Regions from separate parts of the Homo sapiens genome. Here region 2 is linked to region 1. The links are chromatin loops, found by intact Hi-C in ENCODE. Cell type or tissue: HepG2. All regions are shown on one strand. Each heading gives the region's core, and the rest is flanking DNA. Links, peaks and the distances in the headings are about the cores only.

The links. Peaks named below come from ENCODE experiments on the same cell type or tissue, not always from the same donor. Only the 100,000 strongest peaks of a DNase experiment are listed, where the experiment ranks them.
Region 2: it touches region 1 in a loop (3-fold over the local background); 5 of 110 quality-filtered maps call a loop at or near these places.

The regions. Positions count from the first base shown.
Region 1 is chr4:158,849,967-158,866,115 of GRCh38, reverse strand. It overlaps FNIP2 (folliculin interacting protein 2), which reads right to left. Exons shown (of 17, transcript NM_020840.3): 8 at 14,666-14,795; 9 at 6,858-7,059; 10 at 6,450-6,538; 11 at 4,628-4,774; 12 at 4,340-4,509. Among named protein-coding and RNA genes, the nearest start is that of FNIP2, 89 kb to the right of the region's middle. In HepG2, for the core only: a CTCF peak has its summit at 9,060 (motif pointing left); no DNase peak of the experiment used is centred there.
Region 2 is chr4:159,306,927-159,323,075 of GRCh38, reverse strand. RAPGEF2 (Rap guanine nucleotide exchange factor 2) reads right to left here. Exons shown (of 30, transcript NM_001394067.2): 9 at 8,308-8,485; 10 at 593-729. Among named protein-coding and RNA genes, the nearest start is that of MIR3688-1, 190 kb to the right of the region's middle. RefSeq lists an enhancer at 6,865-7,159. In HepG2, for the core only: a CTCF peak has its summit at 6,948 (motif pointing right); no DNase peak of the experiment used is centred there.

The sequences.
Region 1 (16,149 bases), core at 5,397-13,396:
TCTGAGGAATGCATCTAGAGAGGAGGGAAAGCAGTTATAAGGGCATATACTAGATAAAACTAATTAAAATAGATGAGTATGGGAAAAAAGTTATGAGAACCATCGGAAAGTACCTCCCCCTGGGACCCATTAAGAAATACCTCCTTCTGCGAGTATTCCCTTGTGTACGGTTCCTAAGAACATTCAAATGGCAAGACATAAATAATAATAAACAATCCTCTCTATAAAATGACTAGATTATAGGCTGATAGAGCTTTAACTGAGAGGCGTTTGCAAGTGACTGAGAAATCAGCCTAGAATTCAAGAGAGTAACTCAGAATTGTAGGCTGAAGCTAGGACTTTTGTTTGAGAAAACCTTTCTAAGAGCTCATTACTGTTAACACTTTGATTACATCTGCCTATTGCCGCAGGATATCAACAGTCATTTCAGGAATTCATGAAATATTTTTTGTTAAATCAGTTTCAATATTAATAAAGAAGAAGCATTACTTATCCAAAATCTGGTATAACAAACTACAGGGGAAAGACCACTTAGAATATTATTTTTTAGCAATGCATTTGAGTATTGTATATTTTAATAACTAAGGAACAAATGGAAATGGTAAAACAAGGAAGGTTATTAAAAATACAATTTATAATCATTTAAACTATATAAAATAATGAGTGCAATGTGAGTGGAACCAGTGCTATTACATTATAGCCAAACTTCATAAAATAAAGCATTTTTAAAACAGTAGACCCATAATATTAAATATTTACTGGAAGTTCAATTTTTTTTTGAGTCTTGGATAATTGAAGCTAATTTTTAGAATAGATTTGTTTTCATGAATATAATTTTTTAAAATGTAGAAATTGCACAACAATGTGAATGTACTTAACATGACTGAACTGTACACTTAGAAATGGTTAAGATAATAAATGTTGTTATATGCTTTTTACCTCAATTAAAAATAAAAATTTAAAAGAGAGGCAAATGGGGAAAAAGCAGAAGAAAAAGTGAAGGAGTCAAGCGTGCTTCCAAGTGAAATAGGCCAAAGACAGAGTGCATGGAAGCAGGAAAGGTGCTGGACAAAGTAGGAGAAGAGGTCACAGGAAAGGAGGACACAGAAAGGAATGGTGGCAAATGGGGACACAGAGTGGAGACTCAGGGAGGGAGAGACGGAGAGAGCAGAGGAACAGACAGAAGAAACTTAGGAAGAAAGAGGGAAGAATAGAGAGAAGGGAAAGCAGAAAGAAAAAAGATGGGATGTTAGAGAGGTGCAAAATGATAGAGAACTGGGGTGAAGCCAAAAGAGGATGGAGAAGGAGAGGAGATAACAGCCAGGAGGGTAAAACATGTAGAGAAAAAGAAAACAAAGAGGGAGGAAGAGGGAGAAGAAAGGAAAGAACTGTTGAGGGGAACAATAGTGAAAAGTTGGAAACTAGAAAGAGGAGAGGAAAGAATGAGGTGGAGAAGCTGAGAGAATTTAGAAGCCCTGTAAAGGAAGCATGGTGAAAGAAAGGGGGTTAGAGAGGTAGGGGACTATATAGACAGAAACAAAAATAAACCAGGAGAAGCTGAGAGAGAACAAAAATAAGGAGACGAGAAGAGAGTTTAGTATCTTAAAGGCACACTTATTCCTGATCACATTCTAATAACGTCTATGTTGTAGAATTCCCCTTTCAACAGTGTCTCCTTATACCCTACACAGTTTAACTTATTGCATCTTTATTATCATTATTTCAAATGTTTTCTAATTTCTTTTGTGCAATTTGTTTGGCTTGTGGGTTATTTAAATGTGGTTGTCAGCTGGGTATGGTGGCTGACACCTGTAATCCCAGCATTTTGGGAGGCAGAGGCAGTTGGATCGCTTGAGCCCAGTTCAAGACCAGCGACCAGCCTGCAAAACATGGCAAAACTCTGCCTTTACAAAAATTAGCTGGGCATGGTGACGCACATCTGTAGTCCCAGCCACCAGGGAGGCTGAGGTGGAAGGATCACTTGAGCCTGGGTGGTTGGGGCTGTGGTGAACCTTGATTGTACCACTGAACTCCAGCCTGGGTGACAGAGCGAGACTCTGTCTCAAAAACAACAACAACAACAAAAATACATGGTTTGATTTCTGAGAAAGTGAGAACTAAAAAAAAATTGATTTGTAGTCTAATTCCACTGTGTTTTGAAAAATACAATGTAAACTTCTGAGAAAAAAATTTCACACATTTTAACTTATATTAAATCAGTGGTCCAAATCTCTTTTGGGTAGAAAAGCTCCTTTTCATTTCTACAAACCCTTAAGATCATTAGGTCAAAAAGAGACCTATATGGAACTACTTCAGTCAGTGGTGTAGACAGTGGCATTTAAACTTTGTATACCTATGCCAAGAAAGAAATACATTTTATACTGCAACCTCAATGCATCTTTTGGAACAGACATTTTACAAAATATACATGTAAATCACTGATATTTTCTATTCTATTATACCAATTAAATGCTTTTTAATTAAACCCACTAAATTGCTTCTGCAGCCCACTAATGGGTGGCGATCACATTGTACACAGGGAAGTGGCTGGGCAGAAGCAAGGATCACCGAGCTCCTGAGCAGCAAACCCGTGAAAGTGGCATCCGGCTTCCCTCCCTCTTCCCTGGTAGTGCTGAGCAGCCATGGAGGGGGAACGCACAGTGGCACCTGTCCTGGAAAGCTCTCAGAGGAGTCTTTGGAATGATTCCAGATAGTCTTCTCTATACTTAGGAACCTGGATTGAAATTTTATCTCCATCATTGTGTATTCCCAGCAGTTTCTATTTTCATGTTTACTGTGACTTGCTAAATACTGAATGAAAACAATAAAATGCAAAGCAAGTGCTTCTACCTGTCAAATTATTGAAGGCCCCCGACTTCTTTGTAATAATGGAAACTCGGCCATCACTTACACTTGGCTTTACAAAGCTATCACAGGCCTTCGCCGACCAGGGCCTCGTCCTCGTCCCCTCCTCACACTCCTCTTGTCAATAGCCAGACCCCTGATGGATTGTTTGGGGGAAGGGAGGACTGAAGACTTTCAACAATACATGATCTCCCCTGAAAGATGAGGATTGTGAACCCACAGGAAAAAACTCTTCGTTATTATGCTGAACATAGGGAATTAATGGCTCTCAGTTATGTTTCAAATAAGAAGCACACCTAATTATGAATACATTTATCTAACTAAATGCACACTACTTAATTAGCATTGTTTTAAAATGGGTGATCCAGCAGCATGGAATACAATGTTTCCTTAATATCCAGCCCCCTTTCCTTCTCCACTTAATGAGACTAAGTTTTTTTCAAGACTATTATTATTCCATAACAAAACAACCATGTTCTGTCTTCCCCAGGAAAAACTTCCCGTATGACCAAGAATGAGTTAGGCATGTTCTGAGTAATGATCAAATCAGGGCAATTAGCATATCCATCACCCCAAACTTTTATCATTTCTTTGTGTTGGGAACATTTGAAACCTCTCTTCTAGCTTTCTCTGAAAATAAGCTATTCTTAACTATCGTAATCCAGTGCTAAAGAACACTAGACTTTATTCCTCCTATCCAGTTGTAATTTTATATTTGTTAACTAGCCTCTCTCCATATCTCCCCTTCCTTAATTCCATTTAAATATCCACAAATTCTTTAATTGATTTAGAACACGCCTTTTACCCCCTAACCATGAGGGAGCTTGTATTCATTTATACATCTCACGACCAAGAGCACAAGGACAAGACAACATCTGTATTGTTACAAAATGAGGCTGAGAGTAATAAGGGTAGGGATGAGAATCTAATGACTATGTGTAAAACCAGGGCTTGGCTCACAGTGTCAGCTTTCATTATTGTTATTATAGCATGCTGCTTTCCAGGATGAGGTGCTTTTCTGTGGATATTTTTGATTGTTACAACTTGGGGCGGGAGGTGGGAGGGGCAGTTCTACTGGCATCTAGTAAATGGAGGCCAAGGATGCCACTCAATATCCATTAATGCGTAAGAGAGCTCTTCCCACACCCCACAACAACTCAACCAACAAAGAATTACCTGGTCAACAGTGCTGAGGTTAAGAAATCCTGCTCTAGGGTGAACAGCCACTGTGGAATGGGAGAACACAGTTGGCTTATACTGCTTTAAGAGTGTAGCACAAAGCTGCCAGTAGGGGAAAAAAGAGAGGAAGGTCGTGGGTCTACAATTAGAATCCAGGGACCAACTTCCTATTCCTCATCTGCCCAAAGACAACCTATGAATTACTGGGTGAGAGAGCCGGTATAAACTACAAATTCTAGCATTTTTTTCCTATTCCATCCCATATATTCTCTGAATAGTCAAATTAGGTACTAACCCAGCTGTGCCCAAAGAGGATTATACGGATGTGTTTTGGCCAGCATGTTCACTGACTGGGAGGTACGTTTCTCTGAGAAGGCTTTGATGGGAGGGTGATCCACAGGCATGACAGTTGGGACCCAGGCCAGGTGGTAGGTTAACACCGCAGTCAGTAAGGCAGCAAAAAACCTTGGAGAAATGGAAAAAGATACAACCAACTTAGTCAATACAGAAAGAGGCACATCCTATGCAGTACACACATTGGCCATGAGATTTGCATACAAGTCTCCAGAGAGTTGAAGCTTACTGGTTTTTATTTATCTGTTCTATCAGAAGTGTAAACTCCTTGAGAAAGCGCTGGCAGAGCTGGTTTTTTTCCAAAGTGCCGGACATCATAGTAAGCCATACAGGTTCAGCTATCCTTGGAACAGAATATAAGTTCCAGATAGTTCCTCTATAGAACAGAAAGAGAGGGAAACACAAAAGTGTCAGAAATACTATTTTGGATAATCTTGGTGTAAAAGAATAAAGGAGAAAACAACTTGAATCTATGTAGTCCTTAAAAGATTCAAGCTCCACACATAACAGGGGTTGCACACTATGGCCCACGGGCCAAATCTGACTGCCACCTTTTTTTGTAAATAAAAAGTTTTACTGGGTCACAGCCGTGCTCATTTATTTACTTATTTATTGTCTATGGCTGCTTCTGTGGGACAACGGCTAAGTTCAGTTGCTACTACAGAGACTCTACAGAAACTGAAAGTACAGAACTAGAAAGCCTCACTTTCAGCTTCTTGACCTTTGAAAAATAGACACCTCATTAAAGTAGGACCCAGATTCTCAGCCGGGCGTGGTGGCTCATACCTGTAATCCCAGCACTTTGGGAGGCCAAGGTGGTGGATTACAAGGTCAAGAGATAGAGAACATTCTGGCCAATATGGTGAAACCCCGTCTCTACTAAAAATACAAAAATTAGCTGGGCATGGTGGCGCGCGCCTGTAAACCCAGCTACTCGGGAGGCTGAGGCAGGAGAATCGCTTGAACCCAGGAGGTGAAGGTTGCAGCGAGCCGAGATCGCACCACTGCACTCCATCCTGGTGACAGAGCGAGACTCAGTCTAAAAAAAAAAAAAAAAAAAAAAGTGGGACCCAGATTCTCAAGCGCAAGCCAGTGAGCGTCCAGTCTGACCACAGCAGAGCAACAGGCAAATCTCCAGTGCTTTCCCAAAAACTATGGAAGGTTTACTAATCATCAGACTGCCATCAAAGAGCACAACTTTATGTCATTCTCAAATATATGACTTAAGTCTTAGCAATCACCAGATAATAAGTAACATGTTACTTGAGTACTTTAACACATAATCCACAGTAAAAAAAAGGCTTGCGATTTTGCTCCAGGTAGCATTACTGAGTTCATCAGCATATACTTTAAGCATCATAAAAGTGTTCTAACATTCAAAGGATTATAAATTTTTTTTTTATCCTTCCTCTATGGAATAACAGTTTGACTCATTCGCTCATGACTGCTTTGGAGTGGGATTCCATTCCCTATCAAGAAAGTGGCTCTAAATGGTGCAACAATCCCAACTCAGCATGATCAGAGAGGATCCCACCTGCTACCCAACACAATTTACCTTTCCACACAGATACTAGGAGCAAGGACTCTAGACACCAGTTTCCAGAGGACACTTGGTGTAAACTAGGACTGTCCTGGCAAACTGGAATGTATGTCTTCCCGACATGCATAACCTCTCCATCTGTGCTTTGAATAAGCATCCCTGAACTCAAGTTTCCACATCTGTAAAATGGGGTTAGTAGTGCTTAGGGCTTTTGTGAGGCTGACATAAGATAATGAATAGACTGGTGAGAGATACCTGAACATTAGTTTTCCCCATTCATCCTGTTAAAAACAATCCTATCAGGGACTGTCGGTTGAGCAATAGTGAGGATTACTCAGCGGTAAATTATTTAAATTTTTTGCTTCATTTGTTCTGTTTCCATCTTGAAGGGCGGAACCACAAAAGTGAGGAATAACTGCCAGGCCCCCAATTCTTCCAAGTCACAGTTTATCTTTATCCATGGCTGCTCATAAACATCTCCTGTTGGATTTGCCAAACTTTGCCACTTTACCTGAATTCTCCCAGAGCTTCCATCAAACGGCTGACATAAAACTGGACTCGGAGACTTGATTCTGCTATTTTCCTACAGGAGATCATAGCCTTTATTGAAGAGAAAGCAAGTCAAATTACTGAGAAGAAATTTTATAACTTATCTACTGGGCTGTATTAATAAAAAAAATTATGTAATCAATTAACAACACTCAAGGTAATAATGCCTTCAGTCACGAAAAAGCAGTCATTTCCTTCCCTAAGGTAACCCAGTATCTGGTAACTAACATCAACATGCCTAAAATTTATCACTGCTACAGGTGATTTAACTTCCTTAGGAAAGACATCTGATACATCGGCAAAGAAATTCTGCCATCTTCAAAGCCCCACAATCACTTCTCTATTTGACTTTGGATTACATCCTTATTACCTTTTCAATTGCACTCTTCAGCCTGTTCATGTGAGATTCAAACAGGGGAAAATGAGAAAAGAAGAAGTCCTGGAAATTCCTTTGTGCTTCTTCTTTCTCACATAGGGAAAAGATGATGCTTATGGCAATTTTCTTCCTCCTAACCATAGCTGGATTAGAGCTACAGGTTTCTTCAGCCAAGCTGAATGTCTCATCAGTTGACCTGGAGGGAAATATAAGTTTGAAAAGTTGCCATGCATCAGTGAGTCACACTGAAGGTCAACTGTAATGACTGGGGATGACACCCAGAACATTCAGTCATAACTAAGAGTATCTCTGCCTTTAGTTCATTCTTTTCTATAATTCCCTGGCATGAAGATGAGAACATCAGCTTGCCTGCCACACGGTATTATCCTAACATGGAAAGAAGCTCAAATGAAAGCTACAAGTAATTTAAATTTCCCGTTGTTACTCTTGTCCTTTTCCTTTGAATCGTTTTATGTCAAATTGATGATATTTAGGAAGGAATGTGAAATATCTGTTTATCCAAAACATAGTCAGATACCAATAGATAAGACATCAAAAGAGGAATGATACTACGTGGTATTCTATTGAACAAGAGTAAACATTTGAACATGTACTGGTACTTCCAGGATTACTTTCCCAGGGCTATTAAAACTACTAGATCAAGTAACTCTTCTAAATGCTCAGATTAAGCCATATGATTAAGCTCTCTGAAAATCCTCCAAGCAGAAACACTTACCTCTCTTCTGCTACAGTAAAATTTTCAAAAAACCTGATTCTTTTGAGAGACTCGGCTTCTATGATGACAGCCACGAAGCCCAAAACTTCTAAATATATATTTAATTTGTCTTGTGGGGTAAGCCTCACAAAAATGGCCTAACCATGTCTCTTACTTAACTACTGTGAAAAGCCAGTGTAGCTACCAAATAGCTACTAACAGCAAGAGTACAAATAAAATAGTTTTTTCCTACAAAAACACCAACACAAAGGACCTAACATTGCAAATGAGAGCCCTAGACTGGCGATACATTTTCTCTTTCTAACTCCATCATCTAGTCTCCTATCTCTGCCAAATATAGAAAGGAACTGCTTCCTCCATTTTCTTTACTATAAATTACAACATAACAATTACTCATGCTGGGCAGAATATGAGAATTAGCCTTCTGCCCCCTGGTCTTCAACTTATTTACTTAGGGCTCTACTCATAGCTTGTATGATTTCAAATAAACCTAGATTTTATTATTAAACATACATATGCCAAAAGTGTTATGGTCAGGAAAGCTATTAAATTAATTAATTAATTTTGGGGGGACAGGGTCTCACTCTGTCACCCACGCTGGGGTGCAGTGGTGTGATCATGGCTCACTGCAGCCTCAATTTCCCAGGCTCAAGCGATCCTCCCACCTAAGCCTCCCAAGTAGCTGGGACTACAGGCACATGCCACCATGCCCGGATACATTTTTTTTTTTTTTTTTGGTAGAGATGGAGTCTCCCTACATTGTCCAAGCTGGTCTTGAACTCCTGGGCTCAAGTGATCCTTCCACCTCAGTGTCCCAAAGTGCTGGGATTACAGCCGTGAGCCACTGCACCTGGCTATTTTATTTTTAAAGGAAAGGAGATAGACATCTTATTCTAACCTCATTATGTGTTACTATTTCCCTTAACTTCAAGCAAGATCCTGGAGATGTAGGTATGGTTGGTAAATCAGTAAAAGGTTTTCACTCCAGATGTTACTGATGGCACATGGTGCTGTTATAAATGCTACACATTACAATAAACCATCAATTGCTTTCCCTGGGAAATTCCCGGATTCTAATCATCAGAGAAAATTCTTGAGGTTTCCTTAGAACTTCACACAATTTCATACAATGTTCTCTCTTCTTTACCAAGGTACTGGCACTAAAGCCTTGTTTTCTTGCACTACAGTAGTTGATTTCTGTTCTGTATAGGAAATTCTTCTGAGTTTATATTACAATAAGGCTTGCTTGCAATCCTTTCCACTTTGTCTGTCATCTTACATTTCCCTTCTTTTTCAAAAGTAAAATGACTGTATCAGTCCACTCATCTTTAGGCCAGCTTGACCTTTAATAATCAAATTATAATAAACACTGAACCCAATACAGTTTCTCATCAACATCTCCACCCTATAAACAATAGCCAATGCTCTCATCAGTTTTAATGTAGGAGAGAGTGCCACCTGCTGAAATTTCTGAAAAACTTCCATAGCTATAATAGAGTGGAGAACTTACTTGCTTCACCATAACCCTCCACTGAATTCTAAATCAACTGAGTTTCATTCTGTAGTCTTGCATCAACCATGCAACGTGGAATAAATCAGGTCACGTAGTATCTTACTTATAATTTAGAAATTATTCTACAAAAAATGATGTTTAAGAATGTTTTCAAAAATTTAAGTGTGTGTCCCAGTACTTCATCAGTACTTTATCTCCATGTCACCAGAGAAGGTACACAGGCTGTACTGCAAATGTGGAAACTGAGGCAGAGTTCTACCTCAACTTTCCTCAGGAACAGAAAGGTTCTTAGTAACAATGCTGGAGTTAGAACCCAGGATTCCTATCTTCTAGTCTAGGCTCATGACTTGGATACTGGCAATGACCAGGGATTCTGACCCCATGCCTAATCTGTCTGCTGGTGCTCATGCTAGTCAATGCATCATGCCACGCAGAGCACTGAGGAAAGGAGCTGGAAGCAGTCTGATCAACCGACAGCCCTGAGAGTCAAGGAAAGGCTGCAGCTACATACAATTTTTTTCCTAATAAAGAAATCAAATAGAATTTTGTTAACACTTATCGATAATCATTTATATACATTGTAAGTACTTCAAGATCATAAATAATTAAAGCAAAAATGGCTATTTAAGTACATCTCAATAATCTATCACTGGTATCAGGACTCCTTAGTCTAATTGTTATTTATGTCAGTTTTGAACTTATACTGAACCTATGTATTACATTGGACTATATGAAATTAATGTTTTGTAGGTCAAAGAACATCCCATCAGCAACTTTATAAAGTTGGTCCAATTTAATAAGTCAAATCAAAAGGCTTCCTGGGACATTACACCTTGCTCTTTAGGGTTTCAATTGCCTCGGTAAGTGATGGAATCCTTGAGGTTAGCTGTTAGATGCCCAAGCCCCATTCCCCATCCAGTAATCAAAGCCTACCACTTGGCACAGCAGGGGGCTCTGAGGTCAGCGTGGAGCCAACTGTTAAGAATTGTGAATACTGAAAACATTCATTCTATTTTATAGAATAAAGTGTTGCCCGATTCTAACAAAAAACAGAAACTGTGACTATCATCCCTGCTACCTTTAACTCTCTTAGGAAGGACATTTTTAATTACCATGAATTTTCTGTCAAAGCCAGAAGCAATCATAGTGTTTGGTACCCACTATTCTCCTGTCTCTAGCATAAAAAACTAATTTTCCCAACCACATATCTGCCAAAAGGGAGAGATCAACTACAAATCCTTTAAATGAAGGGATCTTAGGCCGGGTGCAGTGGCTCACGCCTGTAATCCCAGCACTTTGGGAGGCCGAGGTGGGAGGATCACGAGGTCAAGAGATCGAGACCATCCTGGCCAACATGGTGAAACTCCGTCTCTACTAAAAATACAAAAATTAGCTGGGCATGGTGGCACACGCCTGTAATCCCAGGTACTCAGGAGGCTGAGGCAGGGGAACCGCTTGAACCCGGGAAGCAGAGGTTGCAGTGAGCTGAGATTGCACCATTGCACTCCAGCCTGGTGACAGAGTGAGATTCCCGTCTCAAAAAAAAAGGGATCTTCACGGGCACAGTAATCAATTCAAAACGTCTGCCACACTCATGTTCTCGGTGTTCAGCAGTACTCTATTAAGGGCTGGCTGCATGGGCATGCGACCCCACACGCACAGCGTCCCCCCTCTCACAAGGGCCCCAGGCTTCATTTAATGTTCTGTGATTACCATTTTGAATTTTAAATAATTTTATCTTTGGACTTTTGTGCTGTAAGTGAAGTTTAATGGGACAATGAAGCATGTGTTCGGATGAAGTCTAATGAGACAATGAAGCTCAGAAAAGGATACCCCAAAGTATGACACTTTGGTATGCTGAGTACTTTGAACTGAAGGACAGGGGCTCAAAAGCAAGACCTTGCTTTTCTGACCTTATTCTGCCCTTCCTTCTCCTACTCCTCTTTCTCCCCAAAGGCATAGAAACTAAGATTCCTGTTCCCCAAGGTAAATCAAAAAAACATGAGCCTCTTTTTTCCCCAAAGCTAACTGTAAAACCTATTATAGAAATACTATTCTAACTTTCTCCCACCTTTGTAAGTGCTGGTCACAAATAATTTCTCTGACCTACCTTGCCTGAAAATAGATCATAAGACCCTCCCATTTCGGAGGGGTCTTACCCTCTACCTGGGAGGAAGGAATGCCATACAGAGAGGTCAAAAAGAATTCCGACAAGACAGGTCCTGCTGGGTTTTCCTGCTTAAGTCTATTACCATTAGATCATATTTCTTTGTCCAATCACATTTCTACATGGCAGTCCATTCTGTGTTGAACTTAAGCATAAAAATACAGTTTTCCTTGGGTCCCTCAATCTTCATGTCTGAAGGCTCCATGTCATGTGAAACTTTGACTAAATAAAATTGTTATGTTTCTCTCTTGTTAACCTGTATTTGTTACAGGAGCCATGACCCTTATGATGGGGAGGGCACGGATGAACTCAGAACCCAGGGCTTGCAGCCCAGACACCGAGCAACTGGCCCGGCAGTCAGGCACATACCCATAAGCCTGGGGCAGGACACGGTGTTAGAAGACTCTAAAGCGGCACTGCCAGGTCTTGGACCCACACTAATGGCTGTGACTGTGGTGACAACAGAAGCTGCAGTAGCCATGGTTGTGGGTGATAGGGGAGAGGAGAGAGGAGGGACTCTGGTAGCTCCAGGAACCAGGGTGGGAGGCCAGTTTGCCCATCAGTCACCGGAGCCTGTCCCTATAGAGTCTGCACAGATATTTAACTCTATGACCTGAGCACCAGGACAGTAAATTATCACAAAGTAAAAGCCTACATGGGGACATTGCAATAAAGAATATCAGGGAGTTATTATAATTCTGCAGAGAGTTTAGTCTCTGTTTTTGAAAACTGCTGCAACACTGCAAAGTAAATATTCATAGGCATAGAAATAGAAATTGAATGTAAAGATTGTTATACTGGACAAAAAAATACACTGTTTTCATATGAAGCTTCAGATGAACAAATTATTAAAGAGGAAGGCCATTTTAAAATTAATTTTTCCTTGTAATTGAGGACACAGTGATAGAATGCATAAACAGGCTTTTTGAATTATATATAACTCATGAGAACATTTTTAGTTTCTTGTAAGATCTCCACAAGTTACAGGAAATGTCAGAAGAAATATTAAAATAAGCTTGTATAAATTTACATCTAAAATTAAATTCAGACTTACTCAAAATGGATTTGTGTGAAGAATTAAATCTTTTAAAAAACTGTTTAACAAGAATCATCTGATCCAGATGTACTAAAATTTACATCTTGAAAGTTTATCAAAAATTTATCCATAACCATCATTCTGAGCAAACTATCGCAAGGACAGAAAACCAAACACCGCATGTTCTCACTCATAGGTGGGCACTGAACAATGTCCCCACTTGGACACAGGGTGGGGAACATCACACACCGGCGCCTGTCGTGGGGTAGGGGGATGGGGGAGGGATAGCATTAGGAGATATACCTAATGTAAATGACAAGTTAATGGGTGCAGCACACCAACATGGCACATGTATACATATGTAACAAACCTGCACGTTGTGCACATGTACCTTAGAACTTAAAGTATAATAATAATAAAAAAAATTTATCCAGATGTTGTCATAGTCCATAAAGCTATGTAAGACTGCATCAGCAGAAAGATCCTTCTCCAAGTAAAAAATTATCAAAAATTATTTGCCACCTTGCATTTGCCAGGAGTGACTATCACTTTCAATTATATCCACTGAAAGCCAAGTTGCTAAAACTATAAACTTTGATGACTAAACAAATGTATTTGCAGAAAAGGCTTACAACACAAGATATCACATAATGATATTATAATATAAAATTATGACATCAAAAATATTATGTTTGGAATTTATTAGTTTATATTATTATTCATCTATCACTATCATCTCTATTATATCTTACATATAAAGTATTCTTAAAGAAAAACTTTTTTTCTTTTTAGTCCCTTTAATAACTCTTTTCTTGTTTTTTGGGTAAGAGGACCACATTTTTATTTTGCACTGGCCCATAAACTAGGTAGCCAGCCTTGACCATATTCACAACCTTTCTGAATGTAAGATACTTATTTTAGGTGTATTATTTCAACTTTGGATTTAAACCTGAAGGGATAAAAAAACATTTTCAGAAAAGAAATGTTGAAAGAGGATGGTTTCCAAGACCTATCTCTTCCAATCACAGAAGCTGTCATAATGACAGTGAGGATGGTGGCGATGCCGTCTCCTGACAGTTGCAGTAATGGTAATGACAATGACAGCAATAATAATAGTAAATAATTCACATTGGCCACATTTTATTGCCCATATCCTATGTCTTGGCTAAACACCGGACTTGATTTATCTCATTTAACCCTCCCAGCCACACTCGGAAGCTGTGCTAGTATTATTATCATATTGCAGATGACGATGCAACACTCAGAATCCAGGTTAACTTATTCTATCAGACATCTAGTGAGTGACAGAGCTAGGACTTGTGTTCACACAAAATTCCAAGCTTTTAATCATCTCATTCAAAGTCCACCAACCAAAAAGCAGCTTCTTGATGGGTGACAAAGCTATAATTTTTTCTTTCCAGCTAGCTCCCTAGGATTGTGAAAGGAACAGAAGCGAGGCAAGCCACCTGACATGTGCTGCTCACACATCCTGACCCCTCAGTTTCTCAGCTTGTCCCTGCAGTGTCATCTCTTCCAGGAAGGGCTCCCTAATTCCCCCCATGACCATCACTGTATTTTCTCCATCCTGAGTCTCATGGCACTTTATGTCTCCCTGTGATATTTATCATGTACCATCTTGTAAACTATCCAAGTACAGGCACATAGCTGAACTGTCTTATACCTTCACGGATCTCTACGTATGTTGAGTACTAGTCAATTTACTAAATCAGTTAATTGACATGTGAATTTTTATAGGTACATATAAAAATTCCACTTCAAGTATTTGGATTGTAGGAAGAACAAGTTGGAAGCTATGAATGTAACATCAAATGTACATTTTGCACACAAAACCAGCTGAAATAAAGACAGAAAATACCTAGATGCCATCTCTATTTAAAATCATGTTCATATCTGTTTAGTTGAAGAATTTACATTTTACAAAGAGAATATATCACAAACCCTTGACTTCATATATTTTTGAATACCACACTGGTATCACTGTAGCCAAGGAAGAGATTGATCCACCCTTCATTACTTATACAAGCTACATCTGGAAGGGACTCATTTTAAAGAGAGCACACCATTTTAAATGAACACCCAATCTAGCTCAACATGATACAACTACCCAGATACTCCCCAGTGTCTTCCAAAGGAGGAGATTTTAAAATTTCAGCTTTTATTTATTCTTCCCTTTAGAACTTCCAATTTGTAAACTTTCAGGCTCAGCTGAAGCTAATAAAAAAGTTTTGGTTTTTTTTCCACTGACAATAGGCACGAACAGCCTCCCTGCCAGTTTCATCAAGCTGCCTACACTCCTACTTTTCTCAGCAAGAGGAAACTTGCAACTCACCTTCTTGGGATGATGCCATTTTCCAAACTTGTTGTCTGACTTCGAAGCCAGCGGCGCTGGTAACTGCTGGAAGAAGATGTAGAGGAGCTTGGAGATGGGAAAGGTGTGATCAAAAGACTGCTTAGTGAGGCTGTAGGAAGAATTTGGAATTTGAAAGTTGAGGTCAATTAGTCCTCATGTAGCTACATAATGCACAACATTAAGAATGTATTTAATATCACTGAACTCTACATTTATTATGTATTTAATATCACTAAACTGTACACTTCGCCACTAAAAAAATGACAAAACCCGCAATTACCTTTGCACCAACCTAATAAAATGGTTGAGATGGTAAATTTCATATTATATGTATTTTAATACAATCCAAAAATTGGAAAAAAAATATCTATGCCAAGTAATCTAAAATTTCAGGTTCTACCAGTCATATCCAGCAGGGGGAGACTATAATTTCTCTCTTCCTAAGATTTCTGAACAGCAAAGAAAACATCCTTTAAAAAGGAACACAAATTAAACGAAATAAGAGTCACAGATGTAGCAAGTGCACAAATTAGCAGGCCCATATTACAAATGCAAAATAATCATTGCTCAGACTGTAGATTGCAGATTTCTACTAAAATGGTCCACACAACATAACTATATTGCCACCAGGTAACTAATGCCATACATAATGCTTACTTTACACATATTTCCTCCTTAGTAATCCTTCACTCTATACTTTGAGGTAAAATTAGGCAAATAAGTTTTTTCCCCATCTAGTATCCTGTCTCCCAAACTTCATCTCCATATATACAATACTTATCCTCCTTCCCTCCAGCCCCCACTGCTACTCTGTTGTCTGTGAAAAAGAAACCTCTACTCTCCAATATGCTTTCTGCTTGGATTACTTATTTGCCTCTGAACCTTTCTCTGCTTCCTCCTGCTACATATTAGATGCCTACACCTGTGTCTCAGGAAGTATGAGCTGACAGTGCCATCCCAGACTTTTCTAACAGGCAGGGAGGAGGGACTAGTCCCTCTCAGGTAGGCAAAGGGTTTCTTTCAAGTCAAGCTGCTTGATGAACATCTACTGGTTTGAAAGAATGGAAGAAAACAGACTTGTTCTGCTTTTACTTCCCTAAGGCTAAGGAATTAGACATTGAAATGTCACTCAGTCCAGTGGAAAATAAAATAGGGTGCTACAGATGGCCAGTCAACATTTTCTGAAACAAATCACAGGGCAAAGGAAATTGATTTTGGTAAATACAGTATACTATGCTCATGAATATCACTTGATAAAGCAGTGTCTCCACATGAACTATTACATTTATACTTTTGTAGGCAAATGTAAATAACCTGACTTCCCGACCTGAGCTCTTAAATACTACAGGAGTTACTTTGCTATCAACTAATAAGTAATGCCAGGTGTGGTAGGCAACTGGGGTAAGTGGTGGACAAGTCTATAATAGTATCAATGAACATGATGACTCAAGTTTCTTTCCAAA
Region 2 (16,149 bases), core at 2,813-10,812, 460 kb before region 1:
CTGAAAAGTTAATATATCAAAAACTTTCTATTTTCATATGAAATTCTGTAAATAATGGGAAATATAATGGATTTGGAATATAGTGACTCATATGGTGTGGCTCTGTGTCCCCACCCAAATCTCGAGTTATACTCCCATAATTCCCATGTGTTGTGGGAAGGATCTGGTGGCAGATAATTTGAATCATGAGGGTGGTTTCCCCTATACTGTTCTCTTGGTAGTGAATAAGTCTCACAAGATCTGATGGTTTTATCAGGGGTCTCTGCTTTTGTATCTTCCTCATTTTTCCTCTTGCCACTGCCATGTAAGAAGTGCCTTTCACCGCCTGCCATGATTCTGAGGCCTCCCCAGCCACGTGGAACTGTAAGTCCAATTAAACCTCTTTTTCTTCCCAGTCTCAGGTATTTCTTTATCAGCAGTGTGAAAATGGACTAATACAGTGACATAACAGGTGTACCATAATTCTTGAATTATTCAAACTTACTGTTGTTGGGTATTAAAAAGGAAAAAGTAAGAATTGGGGTTTTGTTCAATTGCTGTATTGAGATATCTTTAAGAAGAAACTTTTTAAGTGGTAGGAATAGTTACTCACCTCTTCACCATCATTTAACACTATGGTCCCTGCTCTTTCCACCACTGCGAACACCATCACAGCACAGAGTTCTCGCCTCACTGACATTGTCATATTGGCAAAAGCAGGCAACTGGTGCATAAATTCCAAGAGTTGTTCTGAAAAGCAAAAGACATACTTTGTAAAAACTACTACTTTTATTAAAAACAAGTATTCAAAAAGAATGTTTTAGGGTCCTTTCTTTTTAAATGCCCTACAATTTTGCTTATTGAAAAATACATATCAAGTATCTTTAGCACCAGCTGAATTTCTTGCAGGTACACAAAGAATTCTGTCACTGTGGAAATGATGACTCTTACTTGTTGAATTAGAGGCAACAGTTTTTATTGTAACTCCAGTTCTAATACCACTAAAGACATTACTAAACTTCAAATGGGAAATTTCTATTGTAAATGAGATATAAGGCTTATTATTATGAGAGTGGAAATGAAAGGTAGCTCTGAGAATTCTCCAACAAGTCAGTTGGTTCATTCCTGTGCCTTTTGGGCAGGTGAATGCCTAAAATAGTCAGCAGAAATAACTATATTTAATTCAAACATTCTAAGGAATATTTTCCATGTATCAAATCCATAAAAAAGATCAATTAAAAAATTAACGACATGATATGATAAATGAAAATGAAAACTGATAACACCATTTTTTAGCCCACAAGTTGGCAAAAAAGGAAGTTTGTTCACTCTTCTTTCCTATGGGAATGCTTTGGAGAAACAGCTTACACTTTGGTAGGGTTCTAGCTGTTGATGTCACAGTCTCTTCAAGTACTGGGTTTTCTATTTTTAAAAGTCCTGTGTTTTCTTATCATTCAGTAGCTTTACTAATTACACACTAAGTTCTTTCCTTACTCCTCACCATGGCTCTGTGAAGTGCGTTTTCTTTTTCATTTCATAGGGAGGAAACCAAGGCTCAGCATCAGCATCATATAATTAAGAGATGGCAAGACCAGGCGCAGTGGCTCGTGCCTGTAATCCTAACATTTTGGAAGGCTGAGGCAGGAGGATTGCTTGAGGCCAGGAGTTTAAGATCAGCCTGAGCAATGTGGCAAGACCCTATCTCTACAAAATATTTTAAAAATTAGCCATCTGTGGTGGTGCGTACCTATAGTCCTAGCTACTCAGGAGGCTGAGGTGGGAGGATTGCTTGAGCCCAAGAGTTTGAGGTTATAATGAACTGTGATTGTGACAATGTACTCCATAATGGGTGAAAGAGTGAGACTCTGTCTCTTAAAAAAAAAAAAAAAAAAGTGGCAGTGACATGATTCAAGACCATCTGCTTCCAAAGATCATGCTGGACTTTAAAGGGAGTGGTAAAGAGCACAGGGTGTATGTACATCAGATGTTTAAATGCTTACTAGCTGTATTACTTTGGGCAAGGTGATTAACTTCCCTAAGTCATAGTTTTCTCACTTAAAAAGAAAAATACAATATCTGCTTTACTGGATAGCTGTGAGAATAAAATGCAATAAAGATGATAAAAGTCCGTGGCACAGAGTAAATACTCAATAAATGAGAACTGCTATTATTGTCATTATTATAATAGTCATGACATCATTCAAACTTTTGGCTAAATAAAAATCATACTAGATGTTTCTTGTACATAATCAAACATTCCCTATATACATTCCTTTTATCTGTTAAGATTTAGTGACAAATTTTATGTTCTTGGATATAGTTTATTAACTGCTAAAACAAAGCACAACAGAAAAATATATTCTGTGAATATATTTTCCCAGATACAACATTTCTGGAAGGACAGACGGAGTGGTTTTCTCTGGCCCAGTTGGGCAATGGCATGTTCTGATTGGACTCTATGTCATCCCTCCTATATAAGACTTTTCATTACACAGGGGGGCTCTGGCAATAAGGAAAATGATAATGATAGGTGTACCCAAAGATTCTGTCCAATAGGACAGTGTTGCACAAACTGACTCAGATTTATGTGTCAGGAAATCACTTTACTTTTGCTACCAGTATTTTTTAAAAAATAAGTTAAACTATCAAAGCACATCAGTTATAGAAAGAATACGTTCTGTTTCATGAAACTTTTATTTCTGGAATGAGTAGGAGTGTCTGTGCTGTACCATAAAATGTATTTATTCCTGGAGAAGCAGTAAAGCAATTCTGAACACCATTGCAAGAGATGACCCATATCTATCATATATGGGAGGCAGGAATCATTGTTTTACCAATGCATTGACCTTTTGATTTGCATTATAAAGGCAAATGAACAAGTCATGGTCCTCTGAAGCACATCCCAGTTAATTCTGCAGCTTCCAGCCTCTGTTTTCTTTAGCCATCATCCCTCACGCCTCACCATAAACTATGATACTATTACCTATAGACCATGCATTTTACTTTTTTCCACCCCTTGTAGTTGCTAAATTTCTTTGGACAAGCAAAGATTCATGGGTTTAAGAAAAATGTGGGCCAGAAATTGTCAGAAATGTTTTGAATTTAGTATCTGTTTAGACAATAATAGAAGTCAAATAATTACCACATACATGATCAGAGAATAAAAAGTGGGAAGAAAATACAAAGTACCTTCACAAGTATTTGTTGTAATAATTTTAAAGTGCTTCGTGTAGACATATTGCGTGCTTTTTGGCAGACTCTTAATCTATTAGTGGGTCATGAGTTTAATTTGTGATATATAAGTAGCGGCTAGCATTAAAAAAAAAACCACAGGATAGAAGATACCTGCATATCATATATTGTAAGAATAAAGGAGACAGAAAGATCAAATAGTAGATGTACATAATTATCCAGGCTCAGCTGAAAAACCAGAAATACATAAATGCTAAACCAGATGGCATCTAAGATTTCATTTTAAGATTTCAAGGATTCAATAATGGTATCACTGGTTTTTAGATAATTTCTATGCTATATTATACTAGATGATTGGAGCAATTTTTAAAAATAAAGAACTATTTTATAACCAATCATATATATATATGGCAGCAGTCTCCAACCTTTTTGGCACCAGGGGCAGGTTTCGTGAAAGACAATTTTTCCACTCTTGGTGGGTGCGGGGGGATAGTTTTGGGATGAAACTGTTCTGCCTCAGATCATCAAGCATTACAGTCTCATAGGGAGTGCACAACTTAGAACCCTTGCATATGCAGTTCACAGTAGGGTTTGCACTCTTATGAAACTAATGCTGCCACTGATTTGACAGGAGGTGGAGCTCAGGTGGTAATGCTCCCTCACCTTTCACTCGCCTCCTGCTGTGCGGCCTAGTTCCTAACAGGTCAGGGACCAGTACCAGTCTGTGGCCCAGGGGTGGAGACTCCTGCTACAGGGGGCTCAAAACTCTGACAATGCCATAGGTATCATACAGACTTAAAAGGGCTTAGGATAGCCAAGAATTCAGAGCCTGGGATGGATACTAGGAAAATCCTCAGGACAAAGGAAAAGAAGCCACGGATGGGAGAAACAGGACAATTTTCTTTTGTATTTCTTAGAACAATCTATAGAATTATACACTTACCTATTAGAATGATACACTATTATGACCTATCTAACGTTTATGGAAAAATATTAAGCTTTAAAAACATTTTATTTACAATGTACCATTATAAAAAAACCCAAATAATTAACTTATAGATACCAGAAGCCGAAGCCAATTCAGAAAATTAGCTTATCCTGGTTTGCTTGATACAATTTTATATAAGAAATGTTTTATTAATTTTTTTTAAAAACCCGGGGCTTGTTAAAAGAGATCAAAGTAGTCTTCTACTTTACTGTGTCAAACTCTCAAAACAAAAAAAATTTTTTAAAACTATTCAATAATGGAGTACCTACAAAGTTATGAGTTCCAGGGTAAAAATTAATATGATAAAGTCCCTTCCTTCAAAGTACTGAAACAAAACTATACCCAAGAAATCTATCAGAACCCAAAGGGAATTTTTTTCTTCCTGCAGCTCGCAAAAATATGTTCAAATATTAGCAATTTCATTTGATTCACCTTAAACACTCATGCACACACTCACATGCATGCACGTGGACATAATCTGTCCCTTTTTTGCAGGGGAAGAGGACGTTGGGTAGGAAAAGAGGCATCTAGAGAAAACATCAATCATACAGATGTTTGTATTTTATATAAAGGTTGTCTATTTTAACTAAATCCTGGAGGATGAGTTGCATTTAACAAGAGCTAAACAGTTCTCACACATATTTTATTTTCAGGGAAATAGAATACAAAATCTTTCAAGGTCTTACATAGAACAAACAACACCCTTTAGGACTTGTTTAATGTTAGTGATTTATTGCTTTAAATAAATGTATCTTTGATAGCTGCAAACATGATAATTGTCATTGCTTGCAAGTAAACTGGTATTCAAATAAATGCTACTCCCTGTAGCAATTATATTGACAAGCACTTTTTTTTTTTTAAAGATGGCTTTTTATTTATTTGTAGGAATCATTATGGCTGCTGCTTTCTAGAGATTCTGGGAAAGAGGGTTTCTCAGCTATCAACTGAAAGTCTTAAATTTCCAAGAATGACAGACATGTATTTTAATAATCAGCATTTTCTTCACAACTATTTTAAAATGAACAGATTCAAAAAAGATATATTAGATTACAAAATGGTAACTTCCAAATCAATCTATTCATAGGCAACGTTTCACCAATTTTTTTTTTTAAAGCACCTATGAGTAAAGATTCTGAATTGAAATGGTAAACTGAACACACTTCCAATTTACTTCTTTAAAACTACAGGGGATTAAAAAGAAAGAAATTGGCAAGGGCAAAGAATGAGAACGTGAAATGCAATTTTGGACACTGGAAATCAGCTGAACATGTGGTATTGGACCCAAGAAAGTGAACAGGGAATTGGAGAGTGAAACCCGTTTTTAGAAATTGTAAATCAGATCAACACGCGATATCAGAAACAGGAAAAGTACAAACCTAAGTCTTCAGGGGGTGAAACAGAACCATTCCACTCAGGCCACTCCCCTGCTTCCATCAGCCCAGCCTCTACTTTACTCTTCTTCACTGCACTCACTGCCTGCAATAGGTTTATTTGTTCACTTGCTGATCACGCGTCTCCCCTAATAGACTGCAACAGAACAAGGACTTTTGCCCTTGTTCAGCACTGAGTGAGTTGCCAGGACTTAGAAAACTGCTTGGTACATAGAAGGTGCTCACCCACATTAGCTGAATGAATAAATAATAATTACCATACAATATTCATCTATAAAGAGTTAGCAATTCCCATAAATTACTTCAATTAAATGTTGAATGTCTAATCTAAGGTTTTGGTTTTTTTTTGCCTTTAATTTCCTAGAATATGTATATAGCTGAAATGGTGAAAGTTTTTCCTCATACATGTTTGTGTCACTCAAACTCATGTAACAAGCCACTCCACACCATCCTTTATCAATTCCAACAGATTCAGTTCATTTAATTGCCCTTCAAATATGTATTGGCCCAAGAGTTGGGGGAGTGGTACAACAGACAAGCAAGGCTCAGGCAAGGGTGGCTATGGACCCTGGAAATCTCGTGGAAGGATGACTCTCAACGGAAGTTGCTCTCATTTCCAGTGTTCGAAGAAACAAGGCAGAGTCTGGGAGGCATACTCAAATCCAAAACAATTACTACACAACCAACTCTTGCTATGATGGAAAGGTGGATATAAAGCTACTTAAATTTTTAACCTCTGGGTACACTTAAAGTCATTGCAGCACAATTCATAACAGCAAAGACATGGAATCAACCTAAATTCCCATCAATGATAGAATGGATAAAGAAAATGTGGTAAATATACACCATGGAATACAATACAGCCATAAAAAGAACAAGATCATGTCCTTTGCAGGGACATGGATGGAGTTGGAGGCCATTATCCTTAGCAAACTAACAGAGGAACAGAAAACCAAATACTACATGTTTTTACCTGTAAGTGGGAGCTAAATGATGAGAACACATGAACACACAGAGGGGAACAACACACACTGGGGCCTTTCGGAAGGTTAGAGGGTGGGAGGAGGTGGAAGTTCAGGAAAAATTACCAATGGGTACTGTGGGCAGCAAGCCACCCAGGTGCCGAGGCAAGAGACCGAGGACATGAGCTGTTCCAGTATAATAAAATATAAAACAAGAATAGTTATACTAGATCTAGGTTATAGACATGATTATATATAAAATCATTAATCATTAGTTAGTAGTACTTACTCTTTATTCCAATATTATAATAATCCTCGTTCTATAATCATAACCTAGGAAAAACCAGGCCATACAGAGATAGGAGCTGAGGGGACATAGTGAGGAGTGACCAGAAGACAAGAGTGCGAGCCTTCTGTTACGCCCAGACAGGGCCACCAGAGGGCTCCTTGGTCTAGCAGTAACGTCAGCATCTGGGAAGATGCCCGTTGCCAGGCGGACCATGGTCTAGCGGTAGCCTCAGTGTCATGGAAAAACACCGGCTACTTAGCAGACCGGGAAAGGGAGTCTCCCTTCCCCAGGGGGAGTTTAGAGAAGACTCTGCTCCTCCACCTCTTGTGGAGGGCCTGACATTAGTCAGGCTCGCCCGCAGTTATCCGGAGGCCTAACCATCTCCCTGTGATCCTGTGCTTCAGTGGTCACGCTCCTAGTCCGTCTTCATGTTCCATCCTGTACACCTGGCTCTGCCTTCTAGATCGCAGCAGTAAATTAGTGAAAGTACTAAAAGTCTCTGATATGCAGAAATAATGGCATTAGCTGTCTTTCTCTTTGTCTCCTCTCTCTCTCTGCCTCGGCTGCTAGGCAGGGAAGGGCCCCCTGTCCAGTGGACACGTGACCCAAGTGGCCTTACCTATCATTGGAGATGACTCACACTCCTTATCCTGCCCCTTTGTTTTGTATCCAATAAATACCAGTGCAGCCTGGCATTCGGGGCCACTACCGGTTTCCGCAACTTGGTGGTAGTGGTCCCCGGGCCTAAATGCCTTTTCTTTTATCTCTTTGTCTTGTGTCTTTATTTCTACACTCTCTCGTCTCTGCACATGGGGAGAGACCCACCGACCCTGTGGGGCTGGTCCCTACAGGGTACTAGGCTTAAAACCTGGGTGATGAAATAATCTATACAACAAACCCCCATGACACAGGTTTTCCTATGTAACAGACCTGCACTTGTACTCCTGAACATAAAATAAAAATTAAAAAAAAAAAAGGACAAAAACAGCAAAAGAAAGACAGAAAAAAAGTCTCAACCATCACACAGCCTATATGCCACTAACCTGACATTTTGCTGTCTCCTTCCACCCACTTGCGTCTTCACACAAAACCAGAGTAGAAGCAAATCACTGTGACAATTTTACCAACTGCCTTTATGTTTACATACAGAAAACATGAGCTTAATAAAAACAGTGCTCACGAGAAAATTAATAGAAGTAATACTGCTTGAAAGGCTCATTTTAACTTTTTTTTTTTTTGTCATAAACTAAGCTTAAGAAAGGGTTTATGTGGAAAGGGTTTACTAAGAAGTTTCATTCACATTATTATTTGTAGACTCCTGAAGGTAAGACTGAGTAAACCTGATTTTTTCCAATTTTTGTCCAACAAATACTACTGTTTATACAAAGGAAATTAATAAATTAATGAGTTTTTAAAGCCTACTAGTCTTGGGCTCTATTTCATCAGACAATTTTGCCACTAAATCTTTTTAATTGCTCGTAGATTCATTTTCCTGTTCAAGCTTACCAATGTCATCATCTGTCCGGTCAATTGGGTCCTTCTCTAGGCAGTCTCTCACAATGTCCCTGCTCATCAGAGGATCTGATGCTCTCTCAATGTCTTCTTCATCGTCGTCGTCTTCGGAATCCACTGCTGTTTCTGGCAACCCACTCAGGTCCATATCACCAGCCTCGCTTTCTGTGGCCTTAAGACACACACACAAAAATTAAAAACTATTTTAAGTAAATAAATCTTTGGGGCCCAAAGAAACAAGAGCAAGCCTCATTCAAAATAATGCTTGTTATATTTATTTTTCCATCCAACAACTATGTATGCACCAGAAACTACATGTAACAATTACTTTAACAAAATATGAGTGATTCCACCTCCTATTAAATTTTTGGTCAGGAATAACGACTTTATCTCAGTAATTTTGATTTCTTATCCTAGCTGTCATATGGCATTTGAAACATAGTAGAATAAAGAAGAAAAAGTATTTGTTTTCACTCCATTCTTCAAAGAGAATGGCTTAGGCTAACAGCTTAAGGGTGACAATTCTGAGCAATTCCTTTTGCAGAATAGGTGTGAATTTATTAATGCCAAGAAGCCTGGACCATTTTACCCCAATTAGACAGTCCTTATGGAAAAATGAGCCACAAATCAAAGGTAACTTGATAAATATGCAAACGAAACATTAACAATTAGTTGGATTATCCCAATGACCACTGTTAAACTATAAATCGAGAAACACTATAGGAGACCATACGCGTAAAGGCAACATACTCTTTCTTCCCATTCATCAACACAGGTAATCACATCACTAAACTTCAAGTTATCAAGATACCTGCAAATTTTCTAAGTCACTGGAGTCACACATTTCAAGATGGCCTCTTTTGTTGAACTAGCTCAATCCTAGAACAGTTATCCTTTCTAGGTCACCATGTAGCCTTTTGTGACTATCATCTCAGCAATATGTATGTATATATCATACAGATCTTATTTGACATTATATACCTAGACTTCAATTATCACTTAAGCATAGTAAAAATGAATTCAATTAAATATTAACTACATCAATCTTGAACAGAAGTGTTTTTCCAAATGAAATATTAAAATCTTGAAAACATCTTATACAATTATTAATTTTGTAGAAAACGTATATTACAAAGTTCAACTTCAAATCATAGCCCATACGATTCTCAAAGATAATAAATACCTTTTTTAAGAAAAAAATATTTTTTAAAAGAAAGATAAAAATATAAAATACTGACTTTGATAATAATAATAAGGTAACACTAAATACTTACAATGTGTCAGGTACTGCTCTAATTGCTATGTATTTATTAACTCATCTAATCCTTAAAACAACCCTATAAAGTAAAAGCCATTATTAACTTTTATTATTCTCTTAACACTTAGGTGAAGAGAAATAATTTTTCCAAGGTCATGCTGCTGATAAACTGTGGAATCAAGACTACAACCCAGGAATTCTGGCTTCAGAGTCTTAATCGCAATCTAATCTGTCTCTTTTTAAACATTCACTGAATATGAATGTGGCTTATATAAGGATCTATCCTTTTCCTATAATTTAATATTTACAGAATAAATTGTGCTATTTTCTTTTTCTTTCTTTCTTTTTGTTTTTTTTGAGACAGAGTCTTGCTCTGTTGCCCAGGCTGGAGTGCAATGGCACGATCTCGGCTCACTGCAACCTCTGCCTCCCAGGTTCATGCGATTCTCATGCCTCAGCCTCCCGAGTAGCTGGGACTACAGGTGTGCACCACCACACCCAGCTAATTTTTGTACTCTTAGTAGAGACGGGATTTCATCATGTTGGCTTGGCCAGTCTTGAACTCCTGGCCTCAAGTGATCTGCCCACCTCAGCCTACCAAAGTGCTGTGATTACAGGCATGAGCCACCACGCCCAGCCTGTGCTATTTTCTTATAAACAAAGTTTCAGCTTTGTAAAGTCCCGGTTCATATCACAGAACATAAGATTTAATCCTACATTTTGAAATAATACAAGCATGTGTTAACAATGAGTTTTATCACATTTTCTGCTCTTTAGGTACAATTTCCTGAACTAAAATGCATATATTATTTAAAAAAGAAACTTAAGGGGAAAATAATTGAAGACAGAAAACCTAATGTTTATGAAAGTTCAATGGCCTGGTCATTATAAGCAGAGATACTGCAGGCAGGAGAGTAATAAGCCACTGCAGCCCATACAGACAGAACTGTGACACACTCAGAAACACATCTCATAATTTAAACTCAAAATTAACTGAATCATTGCTAGATTTAAGAAGGAAACTGAAGTAGAACTTGATGTGATATAGTATGCCAAGGTTGTGGTTAGAGAAAATAGGTCAACATTGTTATCAGCACCTGACCCTGAAGTCTAGAAATACAATTTGCTAATGCTTGCTATGATCACATTTTTACCTCAGTTTCATCTTCACATTGAAGACTATTTATTACTCATCACCTTATATTTTCAAAAATATTATCAGTTCTCTATATAAACATTCTTTAATATTAGCATAGAGTGAAGAAAGGACACTACCAAAGACAGAAATTTTAAAAATATTTTCAATAATTTATATAGCTAATGGTTTTTCTTTAATTTTAAAACATCTAATGTATGCAAAAAGATGGAATATATTTTATACCATCCCAAAGAAATAATTATCGTTTAAATTATTTATATTTAAGGCTTAAGCAGAACATAAAGACTTTCAACTGTCAACTGGATTTATCTCTCCCAAACTGAACCTTCCACTTTATTTAAAAGATCACAGTTGCTTGCTATCTCTATGTGCATTCCATGCTTTAAGAAACAAACTATTCATAAAATAACATTTACTAAACCAAAAATTTAGAGATTATTATTTAGAATAAATAACCATTTTACCTTAAAATACTACAGATTCTCTAAATCATACTCTTTAAAAGAACGTGATAAACAACTTTTCAGGGACCTACTAATTTCATAATACCACTGCCTTGTGGACAAGATGTTTAGAGATTAAGTGGAGTTAAAAGTTTAAGGAACACAAACTGGTCTCCAGGAGGAGTACTAAACTTAAGAAGAGTACCTAGAATGTAGTATTTACTGTGTGAACAAACTCAGTTTTGTGGCTCCAAATCTCACCTCTACTATTCATGATGTGATTTTAGCAAAGTCACTTAACCTCCACAAGCCCATCTTATCATCGATGTAAACTGTAGATACAACTTCTTACTATTCATAGGACTGCTTTTGGATCAAATAAGGGAGAAAGCAAGCCAGTCTCAAGCTAGATCAAAAGTCCCTTCCTCAAGGGGATACTTTCTTCATCTTAGAACTTGTACACCTTCTACCTCTCCCCATAGCAGCAATGAACGCTGCACGCAATTTATATTTGTGGAATTTGACCAAAAAACCCCACAAAATTCTGTTAAACACCACACTCTCCTTATATATTTGTAAAATAGTATCTTAGACTAACTGCACAAATACATTCTGGTCAACTGGTTCATACACCAATTATAAAAATAGTGATCCTATATTGAATGACTATCATATGTGTCTAGCACTAAAGTTGATGTTTTAAAACATAATAATCTTCATATCAATTCAGCAAGTTAGTATTACTAACCCTAGTTTACAGAGGAGAAAATGTCAAGGACATTAAATAAGTTGTTCAATGTAAGCAAAACAAAACACAGTAACTGTGCTAGGACTCAAAATCAGGTGTGACCAACCAAGAAATACTAAGTACTCTGCACTTTGCTCGACATTCTCAATAGTCTTATAAAAAAAAATTGAAATATAATACAGTAATAAAATGTTTTCCACTTTGCTAAGTCATAAAAGATAAAAAGTTTAAATACATATTTGCCTATGAACATAACACTTATTGTTTTCTAGCTTCCTCCAAATAACAACACTACTAAGACTCACGCATGTCTTTAAACCCTTTTTTTCTAAATAAAGACACTAAAACAGACGCTTTATATTTAAAAGCTTATCTGGATATATTTGTTTCAGGAACAAGGAGAAAGGTTTACATAGTTATGTTAGCCAAATAACTCCTGTCTTAAATTAATTTATCTTATACAGGTACTGACTAACATAGATTTTGTTGTCCATTAATATTTAAATAGTGATATTCTTTTAAAAACAATATTCTCAGATCAATGCTGAAAGCTCCACTATTTAAATCAAAAGGGACTAAATACATTCTGCTATTGTGAACACAGTTCTTAAAACCAATTTATTTTACATTTTTTAAAAAAAATCAAGAAAATTCACAAACAAAAAAATTTTTATGCCATAAAGCTCTACTGAAGTATTAATTTAACTAAAATAAAAATCAAATACTGCATGTTTTATCAGTAAGCACTTTAAAATCACTTGCCAAAAAAGTTTTGCTTATTAAAAGCATATATATGCCTAAAAGAGAAGAACAATTTTTTAAAGCTCTTAATGTAAATCGTTAGGTTGCTTCCCCAAAATTACAATCCTACGAGGAGTATATAAAAATGTCTATAAATGCTTATTTTAAGTAAGAAAATCTGTGCTAATTTGATAGGCAGAATAATTTCATATTTAAGTCCTTATATGCTCAATTACTATTATGTTTCAAATACTTAAGGTGTAGACATTTGCATTTTCGTTTCTGTAAGTTACCAACTACTGTCCTTTGAACATTTTAACATTGTGAGCTGAGTATTTTTCTTATTTGTGTAAATCAGTTATATTCTGACTTTAAATCTTCTTATCAATTGATGTTCTAATTACAAAATGTTTTGATCCTTTATTAAAACATTGTTTGCTAACTCTTTAGTTTATCAGGAATTTATTTTAATTATGATACAAAATAAGAATACAAAATGATTCCCCAACCCCAAAGACCATTTATTGAATGATCCATCACTTTCTTTATTGATTTGTGAAGTTTCCTCTATTACATATTACATCCTTACACATGAGTTCAATTTTGCTTGAACTCTCTGTTCTATTGATCTATCTATTTTGTACAACTATTTCCGGTTTGCCTAAGCCACTCGCTCTGATCCTGATGGCCATACCATTTAACCAGGACCTTATCATGGCTGGAAATGGCATTGTCTCGTATTACTAACTTAGGCATTAAAGCTTTCAATCACCAACAACCTTCTATTCTTTCAACCTGCCCCCATCTGCTTCTAAGGTAACCCTTTTTCAACTTAAGAAGGATCTTCACTCAAGACTCTACTACCTTCTGTGTCTAGTGTTCACACCTGTCTTCCTTTCATATCCAGCTTATATTCCCTAGTCTATTATTTCAATTACATTCATTCAACACATCTTTACTGAATGCCTAAAATTTCCTGGCACTGTGCTAGGCTCTAGGGGAAAAAATAGAGACAAGAGAGACAAGTTCCCTGCCTTCTTGAAGGTGTCATTCTTCTAGGCAGAGAGATAACATAAAAATTAATAATTGGTTCAATTGGCGTCTAGGAAGGAAATAAAAAGATTAGGCAGGAAAGGAATCAAAATGGAGGACTTCCTTTACAGAGGATTATAAAGGAACAACTCTGAGGAGATGACACTTGAAAACAAAGGCTGAAAAGGATCAAGCTAGGAGAAAACATTCCAGGCAGAAGGCATACAAAAGCTATGATCTGCAGTTAGAAAACGCTTGCCTTGTTGCTCGACCTGTCTTTGTATTACACTCACTTAACAAACTTCAGTCCTGGGTGAAGTCAAATCCTTGCTTTCTTTGTGCTTACTGTGGAGAAAGCTACTTAACAGAGCAGAGGGAAATCACTTTATATTTGAGGGCACTAACTCAATTGAATCTCCATTTCTCTGGTCAATTTGTTCTCCTACTCTCTGCAACTATTATTTCAAAACTTCTCTCTCCTTAAAACTCTCTACCTGCCAACCCTCTCACTCTCAACAAATGAACTCAACTCTTCCGAGAGAAAACAGAAGTCTAAGACAGGAACTCCCACAACTCCCAAACTCCCCAGGATGTGTTCCTGTTAAAACAGAAGAATGTTTCTTCTCTTAAGGTTAGTAATTAAGAATGACTAAGAATTCACTCATGAATTCCTCTCTTCCCACCATCTCAGCAACATTATTCTATCCATATCTCCCTGGTGTACAGCATCTAAATTCAATCTCTCTGTGTCCATCTTGTGAGCATTTATTCTCACTTCAATGTGACAGGAGACCTCTGAAATCAGAACTGTATGAAGATCAAATAGGCTTCTAGGGGAGAAAGTTGCTCACCCTTGGAATTGTTCAAGAATAAACTGGATGCTTGATTCACAGGAGAGAAGCAGAGGATTCAAATGCAAATTTGGAAGTTGAACCAGATGCATGTCAGACTTCTCATTTTAAGTTCAGATTCAAAGACAACAGAAGTGGTCTACTGAAAATCTCTACTAAATGTTAAGTTTTGCACAGCCAATAACTAGATCCTTAGATACATCTATGGATTTTTCCTTATGATGGATATATACTTACAGGCTATCTGCCTGTCATCAAATTTGAAACAAATAGCTTTGACACTTAAGCAACTGAAATGATGCACAGGGATCCTCTTCTTCATCTACACCCAAAGATAAAGCCAGATAGCAGGCTGTAAGCTCCAACTATGTTAGAGCAATTAGGAACTCTCATCCACACTCTGGTTTCACAGACAATCAGATGATAACCAGGGGCAGAAGTACCATCTGCATTTCCTCATGTACTTATCTAGCCTATTCAAGGTAAAAGCACATATGACTAGAATTCCCCTCAGAATATGCCTCAATCGATTATACAAACAAGTTACTTTTTTGTTTTTTGAGACGGAGTCTTGCTCTGCCCCATAGGCTGGAGTGCAGTGGGGAGATCTTGGATCACTGCTCTGACAACTTCTGGGGCTCAAGAGATTCTCGTGCCTCAGCCTCCCGAGTAGCTGGGACTATAGGCATGCACCACTACACCTGGCTAATTTTTGTATTTTAGTAGAGATGGGGTTTCACCATGTTGGCCAGGCTGGTCTTAGATTCCTGGCCTCAAGTGATCTGCCTGCCTTGGCCCCCCAAAATGCTGGGATTACAGGCATGAGCCACTGCACCTGGTCAAACAAGTTACTTCATTATCTTAATAGATTTACCTTTTAGGAGTTTCATCCAAGTTTGTATTTATTTGATGAGAACAGTGATAATTGTAACCTCAAGCTGTATTCTCACTATAGATTTTCAAGATGTATAATAATAATCTCAAAGTTTAGAGGATGAAGGCTCTGCCATAATATTTCAATTAATATAAACTAAAATACAACTTTTATGTATACTGTTCATTGTTTTACACAAGGGAACTCTTCGATAAATGTTTAGAAAAATCAACTTTCAGAATAAATGGTGTGTTTGTGTGTATGTGATGAGGAGGTAAACTGAGAAAAGTATATAACTAGTATACTATCTCTTTAAAAGAAAATTATTTTTCAAGATCTACTAAATTTAGGACCTAAATGAATATGTCTTGTATTGATGGTATTCTTAATTGTTCACTAACTTTCAATAATTAAAAAAATAAAAACAGCACTGACTAAATACAACAATGATCCTTCATAACTATATTGTCTCTAAAGAAAGTTATTTTTACGGTTATTTCATGCCACAGTTCCTAATAAGCCAAGAGTTATTCTTTGTAAAGTAAGAATAATGTTATTTTGCTTGAAACCATATACAATCCAATAGTAACATAATGTATTTGAAGGCCAAATAAGGATATTTGTGTATATTTCAGTCTCTTTTCCTAAATTTGCACATTCAAAGCTAATAAAATGTTTCTTAACAATTAGAATTATTTTATTTTAAAAACAGTTTTGAATCCCATAGCTC